Linked DNA regions of Homo sapiens: all the other regions are linked to region 2. The links are chromatin loops, found by intact Hi-C in ENCODE. Cell type or tissue: PC-3. All regions are shown on one strand.

Evidence for each region. Peaks named below come from ENCODE experiments on the same cell type or tissue, not always from the same donor. Only the 100,000 strongest peaks of a DNase experiment are listed, where the experiment ranks them.
Region 1: it touches region 2 in a loop (6-fold over the local background); 2 of 110 quality-filtered maps call a loop at or near these places.
Region 3: a loop joins it to region 2, with 7 times the contacts of the local background. A loop is called at or near these places in 21 of 110 quality-filtered maps.

The regions. Positions count from the first base shown.
Region 1 is chr5:39,635,529-39,643,528 of GRCh38, reverse strand. No RefSeq gene overlaps it. Among named protein-coding and RNA genes, the nearest start is that of LINC02104, 120 kb to the right of the region's middle. In PC-3, no CTCF peak of the experiment used is centred here; DNase peaks (open chromatin) are centred at 3,638 and 4,508; H3K4me3 peaks cover 363 bases; H3K27ac peaks cover 3,026 bases.
Region 2 is chr5:39,709,325-39,717,324 of GRCh38, reverse strand. No RefSeq gene overlaps it. Among named protein-coding and RNA genes, the nearest start is that of LINC02104, 190 kb to the right of the region's middle. In PC-3, CTCF peaks have their summits at 670 and 3,054 (motif pointing left); DNase peaks (open chromatin) are centred at 654, 3,064, 3,604 and 4,224; H3K4me3 peaks cover 1,654 bases; H3K27ac peaks cover 3,385 bases.
Region 3 is chr5:39,944,467-39,952,466 of GRCh38, reverse strand. No RefSeq gene overlaps it. Among named protein-coding and RNA genes, the nearest start is that of LINC00603, 100 kb to the left of the region's middle. In PC-3, a CTCF peak has its summit at 3,398 (motif pointing left); a DNase peak (open chromatin) is centred at 3,386.

The sequences.
Region 1 (8,000 bases), 74 kb after region 2:
CCAGCTGTGCAATCTAAACAGATGGTTGCATTTGGGATTCTAGTTATTTCAGTTACAATGTGGAGGAAAGGATCTCTAAAGTCATGCAAAGATTTTGGCTTAGTGTGTAAATCCAGCATTCAGTTAAATTTTCTGTGAAAGCTATTATTGACTGTTAGATTATTTATTTATTTATTTATTTATTTATTTATTTGAGACGGAGTTTTGCTCTTATCGCCCAGGCTGGAGTGCAATGGTACAATCTTAGCTCACTGCAACCTCTGCCTCCGTGGTTGAAGCGATTGTCCTGCCTCAGCCTCCTGAGTAGCTGGGATTATGGGCACCTGCCACCACACCCAGCTAATTTTTGAATATTTTTAATTTTGAATTTTTTTAAAATACAGCCTGTGTTTCGCCATGTTGGCCAGGCTAGTCTCGCACTCCTGACCTCAGGTGATCCACCCTCCTCGGCCTCCCAAAATGCTGGGATTATAGGCATGAGCTACCATGCCCAACCCGTTAGATTCCATGCAAAGATAAAAAGGAGGAGCAAGAAATAGGAGAGGAAAAGAAATAGGGGGTTCATGATGGAGAGAGGAGGTTCTTGGGAAAGCTGTTTACATTTAAGATGTCATCTGCTTCTGGAGAAAGATCTTTCTGGTCAGCTTTATCTTTAGATTACCAACTGGCATGTAGTTCCATAAATTGAGGGGGCCCCCCTCCAGTTGAGAGACATAGATCTAAGATTCAAGGCCTTGAAGTTTTGCTGGAGTGTGAATTATGAGAAAAACTTAGTATGTTCCCTTTCAACAAGGTTCAAGGGTAGTCTTTCTTTGATATCGTTTCCAAAAGACCCAGTCTCCAGGTTCTAGATGGTGGAAAATCTGATCATGAATCAGTGAGTCACAGAAGCTTATTTAACCTAATGAAAATATGCATTGGCATAATGTATCAAAGCCTCACAATATTGAGTCATGTCAGCGATTACAAATATAAGAAATACATGAGGTTTTATCATGAAGGGCACAGGTATTCCAGTTACTATTTTATAAAGGTGTCAGCTTGCGCATTGCAGTAGGGGTAGATTTAATTATCATTAAAGTCAGTGGTAAAACTTTTGGTGACGGCAATCCAATGAATTCCGTTAATATAGCCAAATTTAGTTTTAGGATACCATTTGTCCATTCAACCTTTACAGAAGACTAGGATGGTAAAGACAATGAGAATGTCATCTTGTTTGTAAAACTTTATTTAATTGTTTAATAATTTGTCCAGTAAAATGAGTTCTCCTATCATTGGAAATCTCTCCAAGGACACTTCATGAAGGAAATACATTTTCTAGTATATACAGATGGATAGATAGATATAGATAGATAGATAGATAGATAGATAGATAGATAGACAGATAATTTGCCACTGTTGTGGCATCAACCTTCCTGCATGGAAAGGCTCCAATCTATCCTGAGAACAGGCATACAGTTACATAACATACTGATAAGCCATGGAGGATAGCAGATAAATGAAGTTTATTTGTAGGGGTGAAAATGATCTTGCAGATACTAAACATGTACCACCTGGAACCTTAATGGCTTTTCTCAAATTAGGAATATGACAAATCAGACACTAGTTATAAACCTTTTTTGCAACTTTAGAACAATAACCCCCATACTTTTTCATAATCTGGACCGTTTTGACTATATTATGGTGAGTTATGTAGTGTAGATCTTTTAATAGTGGCTATTTTGAAGACTCAGTGATGACAAGGTGTCCATCTGGGCTCTCAGTGAGTTCACATTTAGTGTTAAATTTGAATCTTTTAAGTGTCAATTTTCTTTTCTTTTCTAATTCAGGTGCACAGCATCAATTATTGAATAAATTATCATAGGTGGTTATTTGATTGGAATCAATCTTATGGAATTCTTTAGATTGCATACCGTATTACTTATTAATTGAAAATGGAAGTCGGGTAGAGCATTTTCTTGATATTCAGTTTCAGTTTTATAAAAAGCTTCAATTTTACTAATAGCAACTTGTGAGGGCAACAAAGTAACAGAAAGAAGCCCGTACACTTGGGGTATATTTTTAATGGGGATCCCATTAGAAGTGAAAAATCCTCTTTGTTTGCATAGCACACCAAAACCATGGACTATAGAAAAACAAGAAAGATAGAAAACATCATGAGTCAAGAGTTCAAATTAAAAAATGAGGAAAAAAAGCATTTTTCTCACAAAAAAAGTATAAAAGGCATGAATCAATGAAATTTATTTTGTGTTGTCTACCATTTTATTGCTACAACATCAGGCACTAACATGTAGTACTCAATAAATATTTGTTGAATTAATAAAGAAGAGCAGTCCATTTGTGATACCAACAGAAATAGACAGCAGGATGTTGACCCATATGTTTTTAATGGCCTGCCCACTATGTGTAATTATTGGACTAAAGCATCAGGAAATTGAGAGCTTCTTCAGGGAAAAAATACCAACATTTGCATACCGAAGAAGATATTTATTAAAACTGGGAAAAACTAAGATATCAAGCAAACTGAGGAAGAAATCTCACAGAATCCATAGAAGGGATGGCTTGACCTTCTTTTAAAACCCTGTGGCTGGATAAATGTCTGCACAAGGAGAATGCAAAGGCCTTACTTCACATATTTTATCCCAATCCAGCCTAACCCTCTAGATGTCATGAAATAAGTTAATGCCACTGAGACACATGCTGAAGTAGACCAGTCTCTTCTTCGTCCTGCCTCTATCCCCAGTCACAAGGCTGACTGCTGAAAAGTCCCTGACCTATTCTAATGACTTAGAACTGAACCAAAACTTCTAGTGCTATGCAAATCAGAACAGATGTAGGGGCTTCTCCAGGTCCAGATGAATGTTAATTTCTAAAGTGAAGCCTCAACTGACTTTTTTTTTTTTTTTGAGGGAAAGTGGATGTTTCTGTTAGAATTCTGTTCTAAAGCAAGAAAATCTAAAATAATGATTTTTTAAAACTAGACACTGTTTTTTCTTTCACTTAAAAGAAGGCTTGAGCTTCACTAATCACCAGGGATGCTGGCTCCTGTCACCTTGCAACTCTGTCATCCTCAACATGTGGCTTTCTCCTCGTGGTCCAGTGTAGCTGCTGGAACTCCAGCCATCATGTCACATTTCAACCAATAGGAAGAAGGAGAAAAGAAAAGCACCCCACCCCCCTTCCAGAACACTTCTCTAAACTTATACATAACACTTCTCTTCAAATCCCACTGGCCAAAGTTTAGACACAGAACCATAACTAGCTGCAAAAGACCAGAAAATAAATATGTAATCCAGGTGGCCGGGATTGCAGTGGCAAATGAGAAGTTCGGATAAACATGAAGAAAGAGAACCTACATATTTAGTCACAACTAGGAGCTTCTGCCATAGAAAGCAAAAACAGTCTTCTGGGACATTCTCTCCATAGTACTGAGTCTTCTACTTGCCTCAGTTAGGAATCTCAAAAGGACAGCTGAGCTTGGAGCCCTGCAACATGCTCTTTGGAATAAAGCTGCCATGACTCATTCTGTACCCAACCGGTATCCTCAACAACGGCCAGTATGAATCTAGGCTTGACTTTATGACAAATAGAATAACATGAGAACCTCAATTATTTAAAATATTTTATAAAAACCTTAAAATATGATTGATAGTGAGTCATTTTATTATCTCTGTACCTGGAATAGGAAGTGGACACATAAGCTTTTAACAGACACAAAACGGACTTCTTCCTGTTTATCTTTCCTTCTGTCTCTACATTCCTTTGCTTGATGAGTAAACAATCCCAGAATTTCAGGGATCACCAAAAACAGGGGTCAATAAACTGTAATCTGCTGTCCAATTTTGGCCTACTACTTGTTCTTGTAAATAAAGTTTTATTAGAACACAAACAAACCCATGCATGTACATATTCTCTGTGGCTGCCTTCACACTACAACAGCAAAACTGAACAGTTGTGACAGAGCCAATTTGACCCACAGAATCTAAAATGCTTACTATCTGACCCTTACAGAAAAAGTTCGCCAATCCCTAGCTTAGAATCCTAGAGCTGGAAACACTCTAGAAATGATCTAGTGCAAGGGTTCTCATCTTTTATCCCACCAGAAATATAGTACTTCCTTTTTTCTCCTAAAGCCTTTCACTTTAAAAGATTGTTTTGTAATTATTAACAAACTATATTTATTAACTAAATAATTTAATGCATATAATGACTTTCAATCAGAATAGTTCCTCAGCATGAGACAACTTGTGGGCCTACATTAAGCTGCTATTATTGTCATAAAAAGTAAAGAACATTTTATTTCAGACCATGTGTCCTAATAGAGGGAGGCATAACTGACCTCAATTAAGCTTTATTTAAAATGTAATAAAGTGTTCAGATTCTCCTTATGTCCTAAAGAAGTCAAAGAGGCTTGGGGACCCCAAATTGAGGTTCAGAATAGGTAATAAAACCAGCCTAGAGAGCTTCTTGCTTAATGTCACCAAGTAAGATTTAACAGTGATTAAGGCCCTGTCATTCTGACTCACCTTTCCATTTATTGCCTTCCCAGCTGCACAAATAAATGAGAAAACAGAAAATAATAAGTAAGCCTCCTACCACCTCACTAAAATATACATCAGTACACAACATGTATTTCTCAGAAAACCAAGGCCCTTGTGAAAAGATCAGGGTGGGTCCAAACCTGAGAAACTAACAAATCTGTTGGAAAGTCATTTAATCAGAATCAAATGTTCTATTTCTTACTTTAAATGTATCATGGAGTTGTTTTGTTGTTCATTTGTTTATGGAGAAATAGTGTACTAGCAAGATGAAAACAAGCATCCATCCATCCATGTATTGAGTTAAATCTTGGTTTAATTTACTAGAGATATGAATAAGTAAAAACCAACAAAGAAAGAGATTTTTTTCTCTTTAAATTTTCTGTTAACCATAATACTAAGAAATTCTAGTGAGCACCTAACTCAAGCTCCAAAAGAAGAAGACATCCAGTTATTCTCATTAGGGTCTTGGCCAAGTAAGGGAAGGGAGAGCTTGGAGAAGGAAGCAGGAGACATGGGTATTAGGAGCTCCAGAATTATGGAAAAATCATTTACTCTCCCATAAAATGACAAAGATAAATTATAATGCATTGTAGAATATGTTCATCCAGGAAACTCAGCTTCAACCAACAGCTGATTGAAAATATTTGAAAAAAAGTTTTAAAAACCACAACAATAAAAAATACAAATTTAAAAACAATACAGCATATCAAACATTTACATAGCGTTTATACTAGGTATTATAAGTGATTTAGAGATGATTTAAAGTATACAGGAGGATGTGCACAGGTTATATGCAAATACTACACCATTTTATATAAGGGATTTGAGCATCCTTGGATTTTGGTACCCATGGGGTTCTGGAACCAATCTCCCATGGATACTGAGGTATGACTGTACAGTGATATTTCTGCTAAATCATACTGCTAACTTCTCAAATTTCATCCAAGGAATCAAACTTATTTGATAACTATCTCTGTAATATATATACATGACTTTTGATAATATTATCATTATTTAATACTTATATTTTAAAGTAATTTATATACCTAGTACCTCAGTTTTATTTATGTATTAAATGCTTAACCAATTGTTTTCATACTTACCAGTGCTCAGCACTGTAAAAGGTGCTAAGGAAAAATTCTTCAAGATAAAATCGTCTCTGCCCTCAAGCAATTTGTAATCTATGAGTGGGTAGGTAATATTATTTCCCTCTGATAGATGAAGTAACAGAAACATGTGAGGGTACATGATTTCCATAGCCACACAAGTAGAATGAGGCAGACTTTAAGCTAGAAGTCCAAGCTTCTGGCTGCAGTTCACATCTTCTTATCACAAACTGAAATTGGGTTTGCTTAATATATTATTTCATAGCTTCCCTCCACCCACTATCATATGCAATGCAAAATAAAGATTATATTTAAGTCTAAAACAAAACTTTTACATACACTTGTTGAAATTAAAATTGCTTCAACACAGTACAATAATTGTGTAACTCAGACTAGAATAGGACTGGAACAAAAAATAGCAATTCCCTGAAGCTAATGATGTAATGGTCATAACTAAATTATTTAACTGATATATGTGTTTTTAGGATTAAAAGAGAACATTTTTCAGTCTAATCCCACCATTTCATATCTGTTTGGCCTAAACATATCCAGGAAAAATGACAGGCTGATTGATCCTAGTGATGAATTTGGAAATTCGGTTTATTTATAACTCTTCTTTTGCCTCTTCTATTTTTATAGTTTTACAAATCATTTTGTGAGCCCAGTGCATAGTTCAGGTGCCTTTAATTGTCTGAACCTTAATATCTTATGCAAATATATCATGTTTATGAGGTATCATTATCTAAAGCAAACCCATCAACTAAAAGGGCATTTACTTTTTGGGGAGAGGAAATATAACTTTATACCTAATTGTTATCTCAACATTTAAAAAATCCATAAGAACATAAAAAAATAATTATCTGAGCATCCTATCCATATGCTGTCAAATTTCTAGATATTGAAAACTTCCACAGTTGTCTGAATTATCCTGTTCATTTTTAATGTATCATTTGCATTAAATTATAAGACTGCCTACTGTCAAAATATTCAAAGTTTTGATTAGGGAATAGTTGCTATCACAATAAATTGTGCCTTAGCAACAATGTGAGATCTTTATGGACTAAACACAAATAATTCAAAACTGAAACATGTAAAATATGTTCATCACCATCATTAAATGGCATCAGACAGGATTTTCCAATTTGTGATGATTGTTCATAAAATTTAAACAAAAGCAAAATAATAGCATTGAACAATTTTCTGTGAGGTATGTTCTATAATACCTTTACCTGAATTTAAATAAACACAGTAATAATTAGTTGAAAAAAATCAATAACATTGATTTATTTCCCTGCTCCTAGCTTGTTTCACATACTCTTAAGAGCAGTAATGTGTCTTATTGCTTTTTTTATGACAATTTGTTTTAAGATTCTATTCAACATTCAAATATTCTTGGCATTAGAGAATTGAGAAAATATTAATTCAAAGATAAAAGTTTTCCTTTTATTTCAAAGTAGTTCATTATTTATTATCCTACAATCATTTTATGTGTGATTATTTTAATGCAAGAAAAGAAAGATCTAAAGAAATCAATGTGCCTGTGAGGCACTGCTGCCTTTAATTTGTCAATGTCCAAATTAAAACATTAATTTCTGTAGATTTTATTTCAATGAAAGTCACCTTTTTTGGATGTTTTTAGAGTTTTTGTGCTTTGTAGTTTGCACAAAGACATAGTTTCATTTATTTCTATAGCCCTGATGAAATAAAAAATAAAAATATTCTTCTTAGCTATCCCTACAACTTTGAAGAGCTATTTATATCAAAATTTAATTCAGTAACTCCTACGTGATAGTAAAATCCACATCTTTCCTGTTTTCCTCCCTTTCCTAACTTTTGGCCTCTCTCGAAGGAGGTCCACATTAACTTTAGTTCAACTACTCCAGAATACTGCATTATCAAAACTCTCCATCAATAATAAACATTCCGTAGGCCTATGTATTCCCAAGAGCTTTGAGCCTTCAAGTTGATCACTGTGACGTGTACTCAAGTAAAAAATAAAAATAAAAAAAATAAAAAAAGACAAGTATCTATTAAAAAAAACTATCTTTTCAAACCATTCAATAGCATTAAACTTGATTCTCAGAAACTACCTAGGGATAGTTGGCTGTGTTAGTCAGGATTCTCCAGATAAGCAGAGCAAATAGGACATATAGAAATATATAAATAAAGAGATATATAATTATAGGAATTGGCTCATGTGATTAGAAAGGCCAAGAAGTCCCACTATTTGCTGTCTGCAAGCTGGAGAATCAGGAAAGCCAGTGGTATAATTCAGTGTCCTATGGCCTGAGAATCAAGAGCTCCAATGTCTGTGGACAGAAGATGGATGTCCCAGCTCAAGGAGAGATAAAGA
Region 2 (8,000 bases):
TTCTTTAAGAAAATAAGATGAACAAATCATTGCCAGCTGTTCAAATGATAAATACTCCGATCAAATAAGTATTGCTCTATTAAATTAATTAATGGGACCATTAGTCAAATTAATTTAACTATTAACTATCATAGTGTTAGACTATGCTTGTCTCTCTTCCCTTGTAAGTTTTGATTATGCAAATTTTAATAAAATTCACTGTAAAAGTATTTTGCCTTTGAAACTTTTTTAAAAAGTTACTATTGTAGCATATGCAACTGCCTTTAGCTAATATCCTCTTCCCACCTCCAAAATTTAATCATACTGTACCTCGAGCAGGAAGCCCTGAAGTCTGTAAATAAGCTTAGCAAAGGCCTGACATGTAAGCATACAAATGTTAGTTGCTTGTCATTCTGAATCTTTTGTGCCATTTGATTTTCTTTACATATGCAGCAACTTTCCCACCAAAAAGTAAACAAACAGAAACAGCTAGGCAAAAATAAATAGCTAGCTAGGTTAGCTAGCTACATTGATAGAGAGAGAGCAAACAAATTATCTAATGATTGAACAGTCTTGCTGGCTCTTTGTTTACCCCTCCAGATCAGTCACCACATCCCTCCACTCAGTTCTGTGCTATGGGAGTCTGACCTTATAGATTGCATCAGCTGCACCCAGCGCCCTCTGGCTTCCAATTTAGTTTGTTTAATGGAAGGTACAGACTGGCTAGCAGAGGAAAGTTCCCTCCCTACTGGGCCTTAGGTGGCAGTTGCTGGGTTTCTCTTCCAATGGACTTCCAGGAGGTCTTGTCTTTCAGCTATCCTAGCCTAAGGGTAGTGCTGGCTCTTTGCTCCTACTATTTACACTTTCTTTGGCTGGTCCACATCCTTGTTGGCATTGACAGTCTCTAACTTCAGCTCTTGTGATAGACGTGTATCTGTATTTCACTGTACTTTAATTTGCAATTCTCTAATCAATTGTACCTAGCCATTTGCACATCCCTTTTGTTATCCTTATTGATCATTGGAATACACTCTCTTGTGAGGAGTCTTTGCCTGTTTTCTAAAAAAATCAATTGTCAGGTGAGGCGCGGTGGCTCACACCTGTAATCCCAGCACTTTGGGAGGCCAAGGTGGGTGGATAGCGAGGTGAAGAGATGGAGACCATCCTGGCCAACATGGTGAAACCCCGTCTCTACTAAAAATACAAAAATTAGCCGGGCGTGGTGGTGCGTGCCTGTAGTCCCAGCTACTCGGGAGGCTGAAGCAGGAGAATCGCTTGAACCCGGGAGGTGGAGGTGGCAGTGAGCCGAGAGCCTCAGGTTGGCGACAGAGTGAGACTCCATCTAAACCAAAAAAACAAAAAACAAAAAATCAATTGTCAGTCTTTTTATTATTATTGTTTTGTAGGAGCTCTTTATTCTGAATACAATTTATCAAATATGAGTCTATGCTTTGCTTTTTAACACTTAATGTTAAAATGTATTTGAATAAAAATAAATTCTTAATTTTAATGCAGTTCACTTATAATCTTTTTTGTATGGTGTGAGTTTTCACACTGTTCGAGAAATCTTTGTTTAAGAAGATCTTCATGAAACACCAACTATTTAAAGGTCTTAAAGATTTTCCCCTATTTTCTTCAGGAAGAATTATTGTTTTTCTTTTTATATTTAGGTATATGATATACCCCTAATTTTTGCCTATCCCATATATCGTAGGTCAAAGTACATATTTCCCATATAGATTTCCAGTTGACCTAGATCTTTCTAACTCGCAGAACTGCGACAATGCTTTTGTCACATATCATCTCATATATCATGTATGGAACTGTCTCTGGGCTCTATATTTTAGTTCATTGGTATGATTGTGCTTGTACTAATCTTACATTGTCTTAATTGCTGTGCTTTTGTAACAGGTCTTTACATCTGGTACTGTATAGCTTTCATTTGTTCTCTTTTGAGATTACCATAAGTATACTGGATCTGCATTATAGAAAGTGCACAAATTTTCAAAAAAAGATGGAATTTTGATTGAGATTGTATTCAAGCCATAGATCAATTTTGGAAAAATTGACATAAAAAAGATTGAGTTCCAAATTTTCCTTCCATCCTGTAGGTTGCCTTCCATCCTGTAGGTTGCCTTAAACACAGCCTTAGCTGCATTCCATATGTTTTAAAATATATGTGAATAACCTTTTCTTTATTGGAAACCCCTTTCAGTGGTTCAAATATCCTGCAAGTAGATATATAGTTAATAATTGCCTACTACGAGTGAAGCACAAGGTCCAAGATTGAATAATTTTAAATGATATTTTGGAAGAATATGGAGAGGAGATATTAGAGAGGAGTATAAAAGAGCTAACTTTTCATCTTATTTACTAGGAAGACAACAGATGACATTTAAGACAAAAAATAAGGAAATATTAGGATAAACATGATATTTTCAAATACATAGGTAAATACCAGAAAATAAGAAACTTTTAAAAAGCTAAAATTGACTAGCCCAGGTAAACAGAAATAGTGAGTACCAAAAAGTGAGTCAGAGGGCTTTTTTTCCTACTGCATAACTCTAATTTTTTAGTTCCATACATGTAGTTGTTTGACAATAAACATCATTTTTATTTAATTTATTAAAAAGACTTTTAAAGAAGATAGAATTTTGTGAAAGATTTGATATTTTCCTTGAAGAACACAATGTTTTAAGCCTAAAATATAGCTAAAATACATTTATGCCACAACATTTCCTTAAGGAAATTGTGTTTCTCAGAAAACACTGAAATGTCTAATTTCTTCTCACACCTGATTTGTTAACGACTAGTTGCAATATAACATTATACTCAAATTCTAAGTTGTCCAAACAAGCACAAGTCTGAAGTCTAAAATTAGCTACTATCTATTGGATTGTGGCCCAGGTAAATTCGTTTGTTCAGTGAAGCAAAAATACTATACATGTGGAATAGTTTAAATATTATTTTTTAAATGTATTATTATTCTTGTATGTATTTGGCTTATGTTTCAAAAGGAAATAAAGCATAGAAAAATGCACAGTTCACTACTGCCCTCTGCTGCATGGAAAGGTGAAGAGAAAAGTGCTAAGAGAAGACCTGCTACCTGGCCTGCAGTGATCTGATTTGGGAATTCAAGCCATGTCATGTCTTCTAGTAAAATGACTCCACCAGCCATTCTCTCTGTAAAATATGCTGACTGAGAGTCCTTGCAAAATGGACCTTGGATTAAACTGCTAGTATTTTTAGAACACCTTCAGATTTTGAGAGAAAAGAGAGTCATTTAAGAAAATAATTCATCAGACAAGATGTTCATGAAGCAGCTACTATTTCAGAGACAGCTCGGGAAGAAAAGTATCTTATTACTACTAGGTCAGTATGGCCAGTCAATGATAAAATCCTATTGTTATAAACTGACATAAGCCAATTTGATCCTTTAGAAGCTATGAAGTCTTTTTTCAGTATGTGTTAAAAGACTCCAGCTATGGGAAGGGAAGACTACATCCCTCTCATTAACAGGCAGCCTGCTGCAATAGGAGCAAATCTTTAACCGTTTTCTGCCAAACATAATGTTTATTGGCAAACAGGAAGAAGAAGTTATCCAACCTAGTCATGCAAGCTGGGAGGTTTCTCTGTCCTCAGGCACTCCCACAAGCAAATGTCAATGCCAATCTTTCAGCAGAATTGGCCAACTCTCTTGTGAGGCCACAAAATGACTCCTCTGTGAAATAAAGTAGGATAGTGGTGGGGGGAGTGGGAGGCAGAACCAAATATAGCATCTACTCTGAAAGACAAAAATATTTTCTTACATTGACAAAGTAATATTATCTTACATAATAAAACTAAAAATTATTTCTGAGTGTTATCTCACTCCTGATTCTTTTAAAATCCTTTGCAACATTTAAACTGTGTCCCTTAATGCCTTTCTGGTGATGACGTCACTTGCTGGATGGTCTTCTACCAGCAGGGATTTCCCACATTGGTTGGGAATATATTCTTGGGTCCTTTATTTTGAGGCTGATGAAATGATCTCATTTTTTTTGTCAGGTAAGGTGACAAATTTCTCTGTGATAGGAGTGGGGATACTGGACAAAACAGAGCTTTGGTTTTGAGCACTTTTTCAGATATCTGTTGGTCATTTGCATGTGACCTTTAAAAAAAGGTTTATTCAGGCCCTTCACCCACATTTTTATTTAGGTGCTTGTGTTTGTTCGCATGTTTTTCTATTGATTTTCGTGACTTCCTTACGTATTTCGGCTATTAGTCATGTATTGTATATATGGTTTGTAAATATTTTCTTCCATCCTGTAGGTTGCCTTTTCATTTTGTTGTTTGTTTCCTGTGCTGTGCAAACACTTTGTAGTTTGATGTAGACCCACTTGTTTATATTTGTTTTTCATTACCTATGCTTTGAGGGTCATATTCATAAAATCATTGTCAAGACTAATGTCATGAAGCTTTTCTTGTGTTTTCCTCTAGGATATTTACGACTTCAGATATTATGTATGTATAAGGCTATTTTGAGTTGAACTTTGTGTATTGTGTAAGATAAGAATCCAATTTTATTCTCTTGCATATGGTTATCTGGTTTTCCAAGCACCATTTACTGAAGAGACTATGCTTTCCCCTTGTGTATCCTTAGTACTTTTGTACCCATGCATGGCTTTATTTCTGAACTCTCCATTCTATTCTGTTGGTTTATGTGTTGGTTTTTGTGACAGTAACATACAGTTTTGATTACTGTAGCTTTATAATGTATGAAAAAGTGCTGTGCTCAACATCATTAATCATCAGGAAAATGCAAATCAAAACCACAATGAGGCATCACCTCACACTTCTTAGGATGGCTATTATCAAAAAGCCAAATGACAAGTGTTGGCAAGAATGTGGAGAAAAGAAACCCTTATACTGTTGATAGGATTCTAAATTGCTATAGCTATTATAAAAAAGAGTATACAGGTTCCTCAAAAAATTAAAAATAGAGCTACAATATGATCCAGCAATCCCACCTCACTGCTGAGTATGTATCCAAAGGAATTAAAAACAGTTCTTGAAAATATATCTTCACTTCTATTTTCACTGCAGTTTATTCACAATAGCCAAAAGGGAAACAACTTGTGTCCATTGATGAATGAATGGATAAAGAAAAAATGGTGTGTGTGTATTTATATTTATGTTTATATACAATGAAATATTATTCAACCTTAAAAGAGAAGGAAATCCTGCCATGGATGAACTTAGAGGACATTATCCTAAGTGAAATAAGCCAGACACTGCAAGACAAATACCACATGATCTCACTTACATGTGGAATCTGAAGAGAAACTCATAGAAACAGAGACTGGAGATGGTTGCCAAGGGCTGGGGGATTAGGGAAAGGGGGGATTGGTCAAAGAGTACAAGCTTTCAGTATAAGATGAATAAATTCTGGAGATCAAATGTACAGCATGGTAACTATAGTTAATAATAATAATAATAATAATAATAATAATAATATTAGTCTGGTGCAGAAGTAATTGCAGTTTGCCATTACTTTCAGTGGCAACATTAGATACTTGAAATTTGGTAAAAATAGATCTTAAAGGTTCTCAGCACTACAAACAAAAAAATATAACTCTGTGGAGTGATGAATATGTTAGCTTGATTGTGGTAATCACTTTACAGTGTGTATGTATATTAAAATATCACCTTGTACACTTTAAATTTATACAATTTTTATTTCTCAATTATATTTCAATAAAGCTGAGATAAAACCACAACAAAACAAACAGAGCTCTGGGAATTACAGATTCTACTATCCTGGATTCTTACATTTTATTCCTGCAATGTGATGGTCCAAAGTGGCTGAGGACAGAGATCAGTGACTTCCTTGAGTTTACAAAAAATAAGATGTATTATGGTTTTGTGTCTCCTTTCCAATAATTATTTGATATTTGACAGATACGGGTTTCGACTTGCTTTTACTACAGCGTCCCTCTGGTAAAGTGTCTATGAAGAAGCTTCTAAAAGCTGGAGGGATTGATACCTGTTCCCTCCAAAAGAAAAACCCTGATGACTTATAATGGTTGTCCTTGCTTAAAAGGACAAATGCATTATTATTATTAATAGATGATGTGAGTGATTTCAAAAGATATTGGAGCTATTGTGAACAATAACAGCAAACTTGGAATATTCTTGTAAGATAACCAGAAGGTAAAGTACAACTACAAAGCAATACATCAAAAACAATATATCTAACTATGCTAATATTAAAAGATGAGTCAAAATCAGAGAATAATGGAATTGATCAGAGAAAATTAGCTAGAGATGAGTGTTTGGTCAGATCTTAAAGGAAGGAAGAAATATGATTGACTCGACAGAATCAGATTGCAAGAACAATCTCTAATGTGTTAGAGAGATTGAAGAAATTCTTTAGGTAGGAATACTAGGATAATACAGATAAGCCATGAAGATGAAAACTACAGAGTACATAAAGAGAATCTAATGAAATGAGGATGTCTGGTACCTAAGCCCTTGAAAGATGATTTTGATGCTAGCAATACATGTAATCTCTGAAGTAACTCCACTATACAACTTTCCAGCAAAAGGTGACAAAATCCCCTTTCAAGTTGAAAAATTTTAGAATGTTTTAGTTATATAGAATAGAATGCATTAAAATTATATTTTGGCATATACTTGTATTTGTATTTTAAATGAAAATATAAAATCTTAAGTGCTGAAAAATCAATGTAGCATGTTAATACATGGAAGAAGAACAGACACAATTGTTAGAGGAAATACAAGGACTACTACAGTGATCAATAACATGAACAATGAATTGTATATTTCCTTCCAGGCAAAGAAACAAAACCAATGAAGCAATTTACTGAGGAATTACTCTAGTGGGAAAAGATCAAGGGGTTTTAATGTGCTTCAAAGGTGGGGTTCATTATGGTGCTGCTAATTCAGGATTGAAAACCATATCCTGGATAAGACTGAATGAGTTCCTAAGTCAGTATTTAATTGGTTTTTGAAAATTCCTATTGTTTTTTGTTCAGGAAAGAGCCTTCAGTTAGGTCTGCTGAGGTTCTAGTGTACTGATAACTCTCAAAGTTCTTTGTCATTTATCACCTTCAGCTGGAGGGGCTCTCAGCTCGTAGTCATTTTCCAGGTTCAGTGAGTTGTGATGAAATACAGAATTCAGTTTTGGTATCTTTTAGTCAAGTGCTGCTTTAAGTAGAAAGATCTTTTACATAATGTTAAATTATCTGAATTGGATTTCTGTGTGGTTAAATTTCTCTCTTATGTCTTCATCTTCCCCACCTCCTATACCGCATGGTGCAAAACAAATAAGGTTGGCAGAACACAGACCATATCAGGTATAATTTCTGGTAAAGGTACCATGAATAAAACGTCCAGCTATACAGCTACAAGGTTCAATGCTTCACATTTCTATACCTTAAATCTATTATAGGATGGTGTGGAATTATAATGCTTTCCATTTGCTGGAAATGCATGCATTTGCATGCATCTGGAATAATTTGTTCCATCTGTTCTCATACAATTTATTAGATTTATCGAAACCATGAAGTTAAATTTGGATTCCTGGAAAAGGAACTATTAGGAATTAACATGAATTTATAATAATGCTCAATTCTATACCTCTTTCCTTTGACCAGAATAAATTAGCTAGTTTCACATTGCCTAATGCTAACATTTAAAATGTCAGAAAGTATGTCCCTTCCTTATTCAGATTGATGTGGAAATGTAATCTGTAATCAAAAGCACGGTGATTCAACTTCTCCTTACTGGAGAGGCACCAACGATTGATGTCTTCCATAGGGGGTTACATTCCCTTATGATGCTTGCTAACTGGCATTTTGAAATGCCACGTTTCATATATATGCCCTATTTTAATTCAGAGACTAACAAAGTTAAAAAATGCAAGGAATTATATGTCAATAGTCAATACCAAATGCAAGATTTTCCCTTAAATGCCAGCCCATCCACTAATTTTCTACAAGAGACTTAATAAACAAAGT
Region 3 (8,000 bases), 240 kb before region 2:
GCTTCCAGTTAAATTGAACCCTTCACAATTTTTTAATGCCCTTCTTTGTCTTTTTTGATCTTTGTTAGTTTAAAGTCTGTTTTGCCAGAGACTAGAATTGCAGCCCTTGCTTTTTTCTGCTTTCCATTTGCTTGGTAATTTTCCTCCAACACTTTATTTTGAGTCTATGTGTGTCTTTGCACATGAGATGGGTCTCTTGAATACAGCACACCAGTGGATGGTTTTTCCTTTCCATATTTAGTGCTTCCTTCAGGAGCTCTTGCAAGGCAGGCCTAGTGGTCACGAATTCCCTCAGCATTTGCTTGCCTAAGAAGGATTTTATTTCTCCTTCACTTATGAAGCTCAGTTTGACTGAATATGAAATTCTGAGTTGGAAATTCTTTTCTTTAATAATAATGAATATTGGCCCCCAGTCTCTTCTGGATTGTAGGGTTTCTGCTGAGAGGGCTGCTGTTAGTCTAATGGGCTTCCCTTTGTAGGTGACCTGGCCTTTCTTTGCCTTTCTTTCTGGCTACCCTTAATGTTTTTTTCTTCATTTTGACCTTGGAGAATTTGATAATTATGTGTCTTGCAGTTGATCTTCTCATGGAGTATCTTACTGGGATTCTCTGGATTTCCTGAATTTGAATGTGGGCCTGTCTTGCTAGGTTGGAGTAGTTCTCCTCGATGATATCCTGAAGTACATTTTCCAACTTGGTTCCGTGCTCCCCATCCCTTTCAGGTACCCCAATCAGTCATAGGTTTGGTCTTTTTAAATAATCCCATAGTTCTTGGAAGTTTTGTTTGTTCCTTTTTATTCTTTTTTTCTCTAATCTTGTATGCCTGTCTTATTTCAGCAAGATAGCCTTCAAGCTCTGAAATTCTTTCCTCCACTTGGTCTATTCGGTTATTGATATTTGTGGTTGCATTGTGAAGTTCTCATGTTGTGTTTTTCAGTTCCATCAGATCATTTATATTCCTCTCTAAACTGGTTATTCTGGTTAACACTTCTGTAATGTTTTATCATGTTTCTTTACTTCTTTGCATTGGGTTAGTACATGTTCCTTTAGCTCAGCAAAGTTTATTACTATCCATCTTCTGAAGCCTACATCTGTCAGTTTATCCATTTCAGCCTTTGCCCAGTCCTGTATCCTTGCTGGAGAGGTATTGCGATCATTTAGAGGAGAAGAGGAACTCTGGCATTTTTTTGCATTTTCAGCATTTCTTTCATTGATTCTTTCTCATCTTCATGAGTTTGTCTAGCTTCGATCTTTGAGGCTGCTGATCTTTGGACGGGGTTTTTGTGGGGTCTTTTGTGTTGATGTTGTTTTTGTTGCTTTCTGTTTGTTTTTCTTTTAACAGTCAGGCCTTTCTTTCATAGGGCTGCTGCAGTTTGCTGGGGGTCCACTCCAGATCCTATTCTCCTGGGTCCCTCCTGTACCTGGAGGTGTCACTAGTGTAGGTGCCTCCCTTGGCTGGGGGTGGGAGCTTCTCTTGCCCTGTGTGGCTCCTGGGTGGGCCATCACACTGCCTAGCTTTCCTTGCTCTCTGTGGTTGCGCCAACTGCCTATCAGTCTCATTGACGGAACCTGGATATCTTAGTTACTGGTGCAGGATTCACTTGCTGTTTTTATTCTTCTTGATGGGCGCCTTTGACCAGAGCTGTTTCTAGTTGGCCATCTTGGCCCAAAGAGTGAAGGATTCTACAGCAGGGAATCACATAATGAAAGTGTGCATTTTGGGAGGTATGGAAAAATGAAGAGGTAGGCTCACAGTTGATAGTTTATTTAAGAATCAATAATAATTTATGTGAAAACAACAATGACAGTGACAGCAGAAAAAAAGTAAAGTTGAGAGCCAATAAGGTCAAATTCAATGATACTTTTCAAACTGTATATTGCTACCAATTAGTGAGTGGTAAAACTAGTTTTGTGGGCCTTACCTAGTATTTTCTGTTTGTCTGCATTTGTGTTGTTCATTTTATGATCTTTTTCCATATCTATATGTAGTAATAAAATATTTGATATTTATGCTTTTACTTTATCAGACATAAAAATAAATATTCTTTTATAAAACCTTGTTCCATTTATATGCATATGTATGGAGTGTCTCTGTGTGTATGTGTGTGTGTGTGTATGTGTACTAGGTGAGCATAGAATATGTATTTCAGAGACAGAATACTGTAAAGGCTAAGTCAAGAGCATGAAAATTGGACCACATTGCCTGATACGTGACGTTAGTAAACTTACTTAATTATTTTCTTTTTTTTTTGCCTCAGATTCCTTATCTGTAAAATGAGATATCTGTAAAATGAGATAGGGAACGAGTCACCTACATTTTTAGGAAGATTTTACTTGGTAACCTGTATCAGGTCTATATATGTTATTCCTTTCGTGTTTTTCTCCAATATTATACAATTTTTCAGCCAGAAATTTTTCTGTAAGGCATTAGGTCTATGATAATAAATCTTTCTCACATGAAATATACCTGTGAATTTGCCTTAGTGGTTTGTTGACTCAAATAAACACGCAAAAATATAAGAAAGTTACAAAATAAGACTACTATTGAAAGAAGAGAGCATAAGGAATCTATAAAAAGTCTTCTAAATTTTCCTAGAAGCAATAGAATCTTGGATTAAATTTTACTTTATATATGTGAATATTTATTTATTTATTTATTTATTTATTTATTTTAGAGGTAGGAGTTTTAAATGGTAAAGTGGAAACAGAGGCATCAATTTTATTTCCTTTTTTTTTCTTTTGAGATGGAGTCTGGCTCTGTTGCCCAGGCTGGAGTGCAGTGGCGCGATCTCAGCTCACTACAACCTCCACCTCCTGGGTTCAAGTGATTCTCCTGCCTCAGCTTCCCGTAGCTGGGATTACAGGCGCCCACCACCACACATGGCTAATTTTTGTATTTTTGGTAGAGATAGGGTTTCACTATGTTGGCCAGGCTAGTCTTGAACTCCTGACCTCAGGTGATGTGCCCGCCTCAGCCTCCCAAAGTACTGGGATTACAGGCATGAGCCACAGCACCCGGCTGAGAATTTACTTATGATAGGAAAAAAAATGATTTAAGAAAAATGTTATTTGGTTCTTAAAACACCATTGATAGTTAAAATGAAGTACAAAAGAATCCACCTATCTCCCTTGACTATGTAAGAAGTTCTAGCTTAAGGCTCTATTTATTTCAGAACAATTATCTAAACTTGGAGCATTGGTGTTAATTTAGTCTCCAGCTAAAGGTTAACTTCAGCTGTGATAGGAACAAATAAGTAAGCACATATTTCTTTCTTTTCACTTGACTTGGGCTGGGTGTACTTTGATGGTGGAGGAGGGTGCAGGTGCCTGTGGATACAAATGACAGAAGAGATCAGCCATTAAGGATTTAAAGACCCTAACTTGTGTATGTTGCGCCCTCTGCTGGTTACTAAAAACCAGAGTCAAGAAGTGTCTATGGACAATGAAGTAAAAAAATCTATAAATATTCTTAGTACTCTCAAATATGCATTCATTGTAGAATGGGCATTAAACTTTTTTTCTACATCAAATTAGGGTATTCAGAGGATTACAGCTCTTTTATTTGTAATGCATAATTCAGTTTACACATGACTTTGGTTGGCTATGGCTAACACATAGAAACAGCACAACAGAAAAGCTGGTTATGTGGAAATACAACTTTCAAAACAGTTAAAATGGGAATTATTTATTTGAATAACAAAAACTATAATTATGTGTTTCCTTTAAATAACCACTTCTCATAGAGATATGTAAAATGTTTAAATTATGTTATTCTACTTATATTAAATACTTATAATAGTTTAATTCAAATGCACAGTTGAAAAATACCTCCATTGGGGGAAGAAACCATTTTAGGACTCCACATACATTATGTTGACTCATTTCTTACATGGAGAGGAAGCAAGCAACCAGGAAACCAGATTGAGAAACTGAGTTAGAGTTAAGTAAGTCCTGTCCTCGCATGAAGAAGAGCTACCTCAACACCTCTTGCCTCAGTTGGAATTAGTCCAGGGCATTGGACCAGTGTTGAGTTCATAGGTGAGCACCAGGTAGCTCAAACTGTGGGGCTCAGGTGGAAGCACTGGCAAACTTGATGCCTGTGCCTGAAATCCATTCTCTCTGAATGCCTTTCTGATTTCCTACGGGGAGAGTTAATAAGAATGCCTTTCCTTTACTTATTAAAAAGATGAGGTACAAATTATATGTGACTTAGACACTTTTCATCAAAGACCACAAAGAAGAAGAATTCATTCTGGCCCTACCCTTTTGAGGTAAGTGTTCACTTTTATTGTAATCACAATTACTATAAAGTAACTGCAGAAGTTAGCATTGATCCTAAAGCGTATATTGAAGCTAGAACATGAGGGAACAGGGACTAATCTCTCACAGTGGTCTACAAATTACAGATCTTATTGAATACTCTCTCTCCAGTGTGCATATATGGCCACTATTTTAACTGTTAAAGAGACTTCCAGTCACACACTGGAGGGGGAAAAAGACAGAGTAATATCCAGAAAAACAGCACACTAGACTCCATTCTGACCACAAGTCCCTGGATATGGCTGCCAGTGACGTGAATGAAAGAGACTCATGCCAGTAGAAACAAGGCCATGGGCAGGGAGATGTCTTAGCACTACTTAAGGCAAGTCATGGTGGGAGGAGTCAGCCAGGCAGTCAACATTTACCTTTGCCTGTAGTGCAAAAGCAAAATCAGACAGTGATGAATATTTTTTTCTTTTTAGAGAAAGGAATAAACAAGGAGAAGGAGTGATTGTCATTCTTTTAAGACCTGGAATAGGAGAGAGAGATTCACATACCATGTAGTGTGTGTGTCTGTGTGTGTGTGTTTACACACACCTACACATGAGCAGCAGAAACATATTAGCAACTCATTAGTAACATGTCCTTTACTAAATATTAGGGCCTCATTTCTTTCTCTGTAAAAATAAGAGGTTAGGTTAGTTAAATGTAGTATAGGCCTTAAAGTCTATGAGTCTGTACATCCAGCCAATTTTACTTGTTTATAAAAATGTTTTGGAGGAAAAGCTGAAAATATTATGAAATTGGCAGTGACAGGAATCAGCCAATCTCTCTCAAGGAAGTTTCATGAAGGAAATGTATCTATGTTTATTTGTTTGTTTGTTTTTTGAGACGGAGTCTCATTCTGTCGCCAGGCTGGAGTGCAGTGGCACGATCTTGGCTCACTGCAACTTCCGCCTCTGGGTTCAAGTGATTCTCCTGCCTCAGCCTCCTGAGTAGCTGGGACTACAGGCACGCGCCACCATGTCCAGTTAATTTTTGTATTTTTAGTAGAGACAGGGTTTCACCATGTTGGCCAGGATGGTCTCTATCTCTTGACCTCGTGATCCAAGTGCCTTGGTCTCCCAGAGTGCTGGGATTACAGGTGTGAGTCACGGTGTCCGGCTGTGGACCTATGTTTATGAAGATTCTTATCTAAATTTGGCACCTAATACATAAATTATCAGAATCTAGATAACCAACAGAAAGGTTTTCTTTGAATTATTTTTAAAAATAAGTTGACAAAACCTTAAATAGAGTTTTAAAAGAAAGGAGAAGCTGAGTTTGAGAGGATTGGGGTGGGTATGACAAGCAAGGGAAATGACATAGTTTAGAATTTTAAAGAGGGAAGTTCACTTGAAATTAATGAATGCAGTTTTCTACTCAGACACAATTCCAGTCATGAAAAACCTGGATATATTTTAGGGGAAATTATCCACAAACTACAATAAAACCATCATTCCATTAAATAATGTTAACTAACTAGTATTAAGACTTGAGAGTGACAGTGAGTGAGTGTTAGCCAGGTAAATAAAGGTAGAAAAGGCACTCCAGAAAGAGGAAACACCACAACCAAAGGCAAGAAGATTTCAAGAGGCACGGAGGGTGGGGGGCATTGCAGGCATTTCCATATTATGAAAACATAGATTATGAAATAGGGAATAGTGTAGTGGCAAATATAACTGAAATGGTGGTATTTATGTCATGTTCTATGCCAAGCTAAGAATCTTGAGATTTATTCCATTGCTAGTAAGGGCCTTAAGCAAGCTAGTAGTACAGCACAATTAAAGCAACCCAGCCAGAGCACGGAGGCTGTATTTGAAGGCAGCAGGGCTAGAAGCAGGCTCTTTTAATAGCCAAGTAATGATTCTTAAGTTGGGATCTAGGCACAAATAGAAGGCAAAGAGGAGAAGGAGGACATGAATAGGAATTTTCAGAACATAAAAACAGCAGAATTTGCTTAATTGTTTGGTTCTATAAAACAATAGAGAAAACTCCCCAGATTTTTGATTCCAGTAACCATTGACAGAGATCAGGAACATAGGGAAACAACAGGGCGGTGGATGAAGAAGAATATGATGAGTATGCACATGACTGTGGCTGTGTTGAACATGGATTGCATGTGAGTTATCTAGATGACTATGCCTAATAGATGCCATGTTTAAAGAACAGAGGCTCAGAGACAAAATAAATTGACAATCACTATCAAAGATTGAATACTACCTAAACACAGTGTTTAAATTATTGGATAGAATTTCATTTAAATTCAATACAATTTAAACTTTTTTGTATGGTTGTTTGTTTGTTTTTGTCATCACTCAATAGACAAACTCATGAAAAAATTAGGTAAATTACAAGCAAAATATGGAAATTTCGTTTTTCAGCACAACTGAATTTTATGAGCAATTTGGTTGCCCCTACTGTCTAAAGCATTTCGCACATTGTAAATATTCAAGTAATGGTGACTATGACTATTAGCTAGAATTTAACATCAATTTGGGACTGGGAAAAAAGTTGGAAACGTGACAATACTTGTTTCTTCCAATAGTAAAGCCTAGAAAATCCCACATGTGAATTATGCAATTAATTATTGTTTTCATAATTAGGTGTCTAGTGGAGTGAGAATGAGAAGAATAGACAGAGCTGGGTTAAGGGAGAGGACACTTCAAAAACAGATGGATTTTGTTGGTTTTGAAAGTATTTCAAAGAAGCAAATGGAGAATACCTGCAAAGACAGAAGGAGACAGATGGAAAAGGCACTTGTGTGTAGCCAAGGAGTATGGACTTGATCTTGTAGGCTGTCACTGTTTAAACATAGAGAGACTTGAACAGATATGGATGTTTTGGTTTTGTTTCTTATTTTGATTATGGCATCTATATAAAGGAACATTGAAGCAGTGAGAATTAGCCAGGTAAAGTTATGAGCAGAGAGAAACAGGGACTAAGGTAACAAGAATGAAGTGGGAGCATGATTAAAAAGACTTTTGGGAGGAAAATCTATAGTAAATGTTGTCTGACTCAGTATAAGGATTGTGGAAGATGGAATTATATCTGAAAGCTCTACTTTGAGATGAAATAGTTTCTTGATAATGCATATTTACTTCACTTTCTTCAAACTTTGCTGTGAAAAATTTAATCAATTTCTTCCTATGTGATAGATGAATGATTGACACTTTTAATTTTTGCATTTCTCATTACTAGATAAGAAAACTCAAATCATATCATTGTTCTCACAGATTTTCATATAGAATGTTAATTCTGAATTAGATGATTCTCCTTAGCATAAGACTTTTATTATGTCTTTTTATGATCCTTGATTCCATTAATATCACTGTTGATACTTTTTTCTTGGTTGTACAAAAATTGTAATATTTGTTTAATGCAGAAATGTTATAAGTAAAAGCGTTGAGTTAAAGTTAGCAAGATTAGGCTGGGTGCAGTGGCTCACACCTGTAATCCCAGCACTTTGGGTGGCCGAGGTCAGGAGTTCGACACCAGCCTGGCCAACGTGGGGAAACACTGCCTCTACTAAAAATACAAAAATGAGCCGGGCATGGTGGCAGGCGCCTGTAGTCCCAGCTACTCGGGAGGCTGAGGCAGGAGAATTGCTTGAACCCAGGAGATGGAGGTTGCGGTGAGCTGAGATCATGCCATTGCACTCCAGCCTGGGTGACAAGAGCAAAAACTCCATCTCAGAAAAAA